2 separate regions of the Homo sapiens genome follow, and region 2 is linked to region 1. The links are chromatin loops, found by intact Hi-C in ENCODE. Cell type or tissue: Panc1. All regions are shown on one strand. Each heading gives the region's core, and the rest is flanking DNA. Links, peaks and the distances in the headings are about the cores only.

The links. Hi-C counts contacts between places; a loop is a spot of excess contacts. Peaks named below come from ENCODE experiments on the same cell type or tissue, not always from the same donor. Only the 100,000 strongest peaks of a DNase experiment are listed, where the experiment ranks them.
Region 2: it touches region 1 in a loop (1.8-fold over the local background); 1 of 110 quality-filtered maps calls a loop at or near these places.

Annotation. Positions count from the first base shown.
Region 1 is chr6:56,072,680-56,077,081 of GRCh38, reverse strand. It overlaps COL21A1 (collagen type XXI alpha 1 chain), which reads left to right. Exons shown (of 30, transcript NM_030820.4): 19 at 1,550-1,603; 20 at 2,797-2,850. Among named protein-coding and RNA genes, the nearest start is that of COL21A1, 170 kb to the left of the region's middle. In Panc1, for the core only: no CTCF peak of the experiment used is centred there; no DNase peak of the experiment used is centred there; H3K27ac peaks cover 261 bases.
Region 2 is chr6:56,132,491-56,136,892 of GRCh38, reverse strand. All of the region lies in intron 12 of COL21A1 (collagen type XXI alpha 1 chain), which reads left to right. Among named protein-coding and RNA genes, the nearest start is that of COL21A1, 110 kb to the left of the region's middle. In Panc1, for the core only: no CTCF peak of the experiment used is centred there; no DNase peak of the experiment used is centred there.

The DNA of each region.
Region 1 (4,402 bases), core at 171-4,170:
TGAAGATTTTCTTCTATGGTTTTTTTGGCTTTCATTGTTAACTTTGAAAAATCTGCTGTCATTCTAATTATCATTCTTTTGTAAGTGATCTGTTTCTTTCTTTTGGAACCTTTTAAGGTATTTTATTTGTTTTTAGTGTTCTTCAAATTCACTACAATATGTCTAGATATGGATATCTCTTTATTCATCTTGCTGGGAATTCAGTTTGCTTCTTTGCTCTGTGGAATTATTTCCAGTAGTTCTGGAAAGAATCACCATTATCTCCATATGACCTCTGCTCCATTCTCTGTTTCTGGAATTCTGGTTAGACATTTTATTTTATTTCTTCTAATTTTATGCTCTACATCTCTTTTTAGCATTACCTACCATATTTCCATATTTTTGGTTGTCTTACATTCTGGTTAAATGTTTTAGATATACCTTATAGTTTACTTATTCTTTATTGTGTCTAATCTGTTAGAATGATCAATTGATTTTTTTTAAAAATGATAAACACTCATAATTTTCACTTTCAGAGTTTATAATTTTTTAAACCACAACTTTTTGTTCTTGAAGTCTCTTGTTATATTTTCAGTACTAATAGTCTTTCATGATTCTGTTTTTTTAATTTAAAAAAATCTCATATCTAATTCTAAATTCTGTTTCTAACAATTCTAATATCTGCAGTTAATTATTTATTACTTATTATTCTCATTCCTGTATCTTGCTGTCTCTTGTTTCTATATTGTTTATCATGAGCTCATTGCTTCATCTTAATTTAGAGGGTGTCCTGTCAGCCTAACTAGGAAATGAAGACCTGCCTTTTGCTGGTAGCCATGGATACCATTTCAGCCCCATTTGAAAGTGCTGAGTCATCATAGGTATTGAAGATTCCTGCTTCCTTTCCATGGCTGGCCAGCATTCAGTTTCCCAAGAGCTGAAGATCCACCCTCAGATACTTCCACTTTTCTTGGCTTCTACAGTTCTGTCTCTGGCATGGTTTCTGTATAGTTCAAATTCTCATAATTATAGCCCCAACTCAAAGTATATTTCATTAAAATGAGAGATCTTTGAATACCTCTCCTACTTCTTGGAAGACCAGCACTCTCTCACAGAGGATGTTCCTTCTAGGATTTTTGTTCTGGACTTAGAGGACCTAGTCAGCCGCATCCCTGGAAGTTGAAGTCTAATGCTGTTATTTTTTTAGTCTATTTTTCTTTATTAATTTATGTTCACTATCATATTTCTTAAACTCTATGATAAATAGAAAAATTTTTCACCTGATTTTTATTTCTGTTGTTTACCAACTCCATCTAAGCTACTAGGTCTTCCTTTGAAAGAATGGCAAATGTTACTACAAATGTCATAATAAAAATATTGAGAGTAAATCCTCAGACTCTATGCCAAGGTCTTTAAGGCCTTGCTCCTTCCTTACTGTAGTGGAAGAGAAAGCAGAAAAAGGTGAACTGATTGATATTCAATTGTCATTCCATTGTGCTTTGGCAGAAGCTTTCTTGAAATAAATTGATAATTTACAATTTATAATGTTTTTAATGTTTGATTTTTTTAGGGAGAAATTGGGCCTCCAGGACAGCAAGGAAAAAAAGGAGCCCCAGGGATGCCTGTATGTTGATGTCATTATCATCATACATCAAAGTGTTTGCAGTGTTGCTACTACCTACTAGGAGTTCATATTCGAGAGTTCATAAAAATGTAGGGGATACAGCAATAAAATATTTGAGGTCCATGAATTCCATTCTGTTGTATGAAACATATTATGTCTATGTGCATTTTTCTAAAAGAGTAAAGATTTCTTCAGTTTCTCAAAAAGTTGGCCACCCAAAAAAACATCAGGGACCCTAACTGTAGATAAATTAGAAAACATGTATTCTAGCTATTAATTTAAAAATACTAAGTACCATTAAGTCTAAATCTCAGTGATTTTTTTATTTTAAATTAAATTTACAAACATATTACACTAATGGGAAAGAATATGTATAGAAGACATAGTATGGGAAGCTCCTAAAACAGAGTAAATTATTTCAGAATTTTCAAGAGTGAAGATGGCATATGAAACTGATTCAAAATTATGAAAATTCATGTGTGCAAGAATCCCCCCCCAAATTTTAACTTTATTGCTAGAAGTGATGTTGATTTTAATATATGAATCAAATTGTCTGTTATAGGTTCATATTGAGATTATATTTTCTAATGATATAATTTTTTAATCCCTTTTCCTTTGTAAAGTGTGTTAAATATGTATAATAGTATTTAAAGTAGAATCTAAATTAAATCAAGTCCTAATTGAAAGAGTAGTTATCATTTTTTATTTTGAATGTTATGATTAAAGATACGGCCATTTTGTACCCTGAAGAAAGATTATCCAGAGAGTTTATTAGAATGTAACTCTTTTAAAATATTGTTCAAGATAATAGAATTCTAAGTAATGTTAATCAGGATAACATCTATGAAGACACCTAATTTTAGCCATCCTAACAAAAGAAAAAGTGTAGAAAAAAAATTTTCCTTTATATTTTTCTTTTACTAGCTCTCCATTTTCTCTATTTGTAGTTTTTGTAAGCAATAGAATCATAAGCGCTCTGCTAGCCTTCATGCTATCTTGCATAGTTTGATTTTTTACTTTTATTATCCTCTATGGATGTATGGTGGAGTAATTTTCTAAATATTGTATTATATTTTCAGATCTGTATTATAATTTAGTGAATTAATTATGAGAATGTGTAACTTGGAAATTGATTTAATATTTTTTAATAATCTTCTCTAAGTTACTCTTGAAATTCCTTTTTAAAATTGTAGGGTTTAATGGGAAGCAATGGCTCACCAGGCCAGCCTGGAACACCGGGATCTAAGGTAAATATGATAAAATAAACAAGACTGGGAACTTTGTATAATCACAGTGGCCATTTATAACTTTGATGAAAATTTTACTACTACCTTGATTGTATTTTAAATGTGGTTTTTATTCTATGAAAAAAAATCACTTGTAAGAATTAAATCTGGAAAGGCTCAGCCTAAGAAACAGGCTAAAGTAAAGCTCATCCTGTTATGTTGGAAAGGGTCCAGAATCTCCTGCTGCTCAGCCCCCTTCTCCCTTTTTGGTGTCTTGGTGTCTAGTATTGAGGAATACTAGAGCTCTATAGAGCTCAGTGCCAAAACCACCAGTCTAGAGCATTCATAGTTATGAATAAGAATATCTCTTACAATATCAGTTTTCTAGTCTTCTTTTTGGTATTTTTATTTAGTGGAATGTATATAGAGTGCCTTGTAAATTATACTAGTTCTGTGAGTAAGAGCATATTATCTTTACTTTTAGATTTTAAATAAGTAAGGCAAGCTTAACAAATATATTTAGGATATGAGGTTAGTTATTCTCAAGGTAGAACTGAAACTCTTTGAATGTCATTATTTGACCATTTCCTAGCTATATATAATCCTGTGGTACGATAACTATTTTGTTTTCTTGGTTAACCAGAGGATCAGACAAAACACTCAGAAAACTGTTCCCAACTATTTTGCAAATAGATTCTAGGACAGCCTTCTAAAAGGAAGTGATGGAATTGCTATTTTAGAAGCAGTCAACCTTTGACTAAGCATTGCCTCAGGGGAATAGACCCTGGCATATGAGTAGATGACCTACTCTATTTTACTTTTAATTTCTAAAGTATTTAGAAAAGAGAGAGAAAAAAAAGACATGGGAGCCCAATAATGAGAAAAGGTAGCTGCTCTTCCATCAGTGGTAGACCCTTGTGGATCCTTGGTGTATTGTGGGCTCCAGCAGCTATAGGTACACACAGAGTTGTGTGTGACTGACTTGCTGGAATGACTGAACTTGCTAAGCAGGTCTCCACAGTTTCTCAAGGTCATTTTGTAAGAAAATACCCCTTATTAAGTGGTGCACAATGGGCTCTCTCAATGTCTTTTGGATTCTCTAATTCTTAAGAATGCAGCCTAAAATTTCATCAGCTTTTTTTTTTTTTATTAGATACACCACACTGTTGACTCACACTGTGTTGAAGGTCAATTGTATCTGTTGGACTTTCCGTAAAAGGTTTTAGAACAATGTGTGCTGTCTACCACTTAAGCAGATTCTGCTGATTTGGCTGGGTAGGCCAGTGAGGATTTCCAGTATCACAGTTTGTTTATTTTTACATGAATTACTCTAAAGTTGGTTTTCTGCATCTTGTGCTTGTACAATTATTTTGTTAAAAATAGATCTAAGAAGTTAAAATTACACATATTAAAAATACACATAATCTTTTCAATAAAATATTTTAATTTTTTTCTTGCTGTATATTAGGTGTTGGAAACTTTTTCTGAAAAGGGACAGAAAGTAAATATTTCAGGCTTAGAGAGCCATACAAGTCTCTGTTGTAACTACTCAATTTTATCATTATAGTGCAAA
Region 2 (4,402 bases), core at 316-4,315, 60 kb before region 1:
CTGACTGGGCCATAGGAGTGTTCATGGTCTACATTTCTCTCTAGGGAAGAGGGATAGTTCATTGTAGATCATAGGTCATCAAACCTTTAAATTGCAAAATGTATTGCAGTAAAAGACTTTTGGACATGTAGACTCATATATAAAAATTATATATCTGTGCTACTGAGCAAAGTATTATGTGAATTTGAAACACACACACAAAGACATTTTTTAAAATGAATTTTAAAAATAGTAGTTCTCATGTTCTTTTACTAGCCCCAAAAATAATCTTGACCTGACTGAAGACTATGACTCTAGATCGGCTTAAAAGATGGACAGGCTCATCAAAGTTATATTCATCAGCCATGAAAGGTTTGGAAAGCAGCCTGTGGGAAGTGGAATTATCTTACTAGTTTGGATTCTCTTTGACTTTAATCACTTGTAAACTCTGATAGGACCAAGAGTGTGACTCCCCCAAATATTTGTTTTATTGAAATTTTCTTTGAGCACCCAAGAGTGTTGACTGTGTTTTGGGAAATGAAAACATTCTGTATATTCAGCAAATTATTATTAATCACAAGCAAGACAATAGGTAGGCTAGAGTAGCTTATGCTACAGTAACAAGCAAACCCACATGCTTGTGGCTTAAATCAAAGGTTTATTGCTCCTCAAACTACATATTTATCAGCAGCAGTGAGGAGCTTCCCATTGTCTTCACAGGGAGACTCAGATTAACAGATATTTCACCATCTAGATCATGACTAATTATGGTGGCAGGTGCAGAGAGAATCAAACATTGGCTTTTAAATCACTACCATTCATGTTTAATTAACTAGAGCAAATTGTGCAAACCACATGTATTTTAACAGATTAGGTAAGTATGATTTCCCATATGCCAGAGAGTGGAGAGGAATCTGGATATGAGTAAATAGTAGTTGTACCGAGAAAAAAATAGGAATGAGTTAAGGATGAATTGTTTCCTCAAAGAGGTTGGAGTCTGATAAAGGACATAACACAAAGTAACTGTATTTCAAGATAGTCAATGTTAAGTGCCAAAGAAGAAAGTCAAATAAAATTCTCTAGGAGTTTAAAGGAAAGTTAAAAATTGGAAAGGCTTCATGAAAGAAAATATAAAGAAAAGGTTAATCATAGCTATACGATGTAGGGACTGTTTTTATCAAATTTAAGAAATCTCAAAGATTGCCTTGGTTCTTTATTTATTATTATTATTTAGGCATTACCAATAAGACTGTAAGAAACATCTTTGAATATATTTCTCAGTAGTTTTTCATGAGTTTATCAACAGGAAAAGTCCTCGGAAGTGAAATTGATTATTGGATCAAAGGGTTAACTTCATAGTTAAACTTTGATTTAAATTGCTTATTGAGTTCCCAGAAAGTTGATTCTCTTTCAACAAGTATATGAGAATATCTTTCCTCACATTCTTATCAGCACTGTTTTTTTTTTAATTCTAATTTTCACCTGTATAGTTTAGAAATGATACTGGTTTGATTTTCATTGCTTTATTAGTGAGTTGGGTAAGGTATCTTGACATGCGATTTGGGGGCATTGTGTTACTTCTCTGTAATTTGCCGGTTTTCTCATATCTTTTATTTTCCTACTGGGCTGTGATCCTTTTAAAGATTGATTTTTATATGCATTTCATAAGTTGTTGTTTGTATGTGTGAAAATATTTTTTCTGGGTTGTATTATGTGTTTTTACTTGGTTTTTGGAATTTTAGCCATAGAGAAAATTTTCATTTTCATGTAAAATAGTTTTTTCTTCTTTTTTTCTCCTATCTTTGTATATAAATAGAAAGGTTTCACATTCTAGCATGTTGATTATAATTACTGATGATTTTATTTTTGTAATTTTATTATTTTATTTTTTACCTTTAATTTTTGGTTTTTGGAGTAAAGTTAGGTAAGCATTTGTATTAGTGTGTTTCCACTAATACAATAAAGACATACCTGAGACTGGGCAATTTACAAAAGAAAGAGGTTTAATGGACTTAAAGTTCCATGTGACTGGGGAGGCCTCACAATCATGGGAGGGGGCCTCACAATCATGGTGGAAGGCAAGGAGGAGCAAGTCATGTCTTACATGGATGGCAGCAGGCAAAGAGAAAGAGCTTGTGCAGGGAAACTCCCATTTTTAAAACGATCAGATCTCACGAGACTTATTCACTATCATGTGAACAGCACAGGAAAGACCCACCCCATGATTCAATTGCCTCCCGTTGGGTTCCTCCCACAAGTGGGAATTATGGAAGTTACAATTCAATTTGAGATTTGGGTGGGGACATAGCCAAACCGTATCATTCCACTCCTGTTCCCTCCCAAATCTTATGTCTTCACATTTCAAAACCAATCATGCCTTCCCAACAGTACCCCAAAGTCTTAAATCATTTCAGCATTAACTTGAAAGTCCATAGTCCAAAGTCTCATTTGAGACAAGGCAAGTCCTTTCCACTTATGAGCCAGTAAAATCAAAAGCAACTTAATTATTTCCTAGATAAAATAGGGGTACAGGCATTGGATAAATACTCCCATTCCGAATGGGAGAAATTGACCAAAACGAAGGGGGTAAAGGCCCTATGCAAGTCTGAAATCCAGCGGTGCAGTCAAATCTTAAAGCTCCAAAATGCTCTCCTTTTACTCCATGTCTTACATCCAGGTCATGCTGATGCAAGAAGGGGGTTCCCATGGTCTTGGGCAGCTCTGCTTCTGTAGCTTTGCAGGGTACAGCCTCCCTCTCGATTGCTTTCACAGTCTGGCATTGAGTGTCTGTGGTTTTTCCAGGTGCATGGTGCAAGCTATCGGTAGATATACCATTCTGGGGTTTGGAGGACTGTGACCTTCTTCTCACAGCTCTGCTAGGCAGTACCCCAGTAGGGACTCTGGGGGCTCCAACCCCACATTTCCCTTCCTCACTGCCCAAGCAGAGGTTTTCCACCAGGACCCTGCCCCTGCAGCAAATTTCTGCCTGGGCATCCAGGCATTTCCATACATCCTCTGAAGTCTAGGTGGAGGTTCCCAAACCTCAGTTCTTGACTTCTGTGCATCTGCAGTGTCAACACCACATGGAAGCTGCCAAGGCTTGGGGCCTGCACCCTCTGAAGCAATGGCTCATGCTGTACCTTGGTCCCTTTTAGCCATGGCTGGAGTGGCTAGAACGTAGGGTACCAAGTCCCTAGGCTGCACAGAGCAAGGGGGCCCTGGCTCTGGCCCATGAAAACATTTTTTCCTCATAGGCCTCCAGGCCTGTGATGGGAGGGGCTGCCATGAAGACCTCTGACATGCCCTGAAGACATTTTTGCCATTTTGTTGGAGATTAACATTCAGCTGCTTGTTACTTATGCAAATTCCTGCAGCCGGCTTAAATTTCTCCGCAGAAAATGGGATTTTCTTTTCTATCACATTATCAGGCTGCAAATTTTCCAAATTTTATACTCTACTTCATTTATAAAATTGAATGCCTTTAACAGCACCCAAGTTACCTCTTGAATGCCTTGCTCCTTAGAAATTTCTTCTGCCAGATACTCTAAATAATCTCAAAGTTCTACAAATCTTTAGGGCAGGGGAAAAATGCCACCAGTCTCTTTACTAAAACATAACAAGAGTTGCTTTTACTCCAGTTCCCAACAAGTTTCTCATCTCCATCTGAGATCACCTGAACCTGGGTTTCATTGTCCATGTCATTGTCAGCATTTTGGTCAAAGCCATTCAACAAGTCTCTGGGGAGTTCAAAACTTTCTCACATTTTTCTGTGTTCTTCTGAGCCCTCCAAACTGTTCCAACCTCTGCCGGTTACCCAGTTCCAAAGTTGCTTCCACATTTTTGGTTATCTTTTCAGCAGCACCCTACTCTACTGGTACCAATTAATGGATTAGTTCATTTTCACACTGCTGATAAAGACATAGCTGAGACTGGGCAATTTACAAAAGAAAGAGGTTTAATGGACTGACAGTTTCATGTGGCTGGGGAGGCCTCACAATCATGGTGGAGGGCAAGGAGGAGCAAGTCAAGTCTTACATGAATGGCAGCAGGAAAACAGCCAGCTTGTGGAGGGAAACTCGCATTTTTAAAACCATCAGATCTTATGAGACATATTCACTATCATGAGAGCAGCACGTGAAAGACCCGCCCCTATGATTCAATTACCTCCCACTGGGTTCCTCCCATGACAAGTGGGAATTGTGGGAGGTACAATTCAAAATGAGATTTGGGTGGGGACACAGCCAAACCATACCAGCATTCTTATTTTATGAAATCATTTTTCTAAATAAAGAGCCAGTTGCCATAGTATTCATGGAATACCACTTTTTTCTCCATTTATTTCCATTAAATTTCCACTTTCATTTGGGCCTGGTGTTTTGGCTTTACATTCTGTTTCATTGACCTGTCTACATCTTCTCCATTG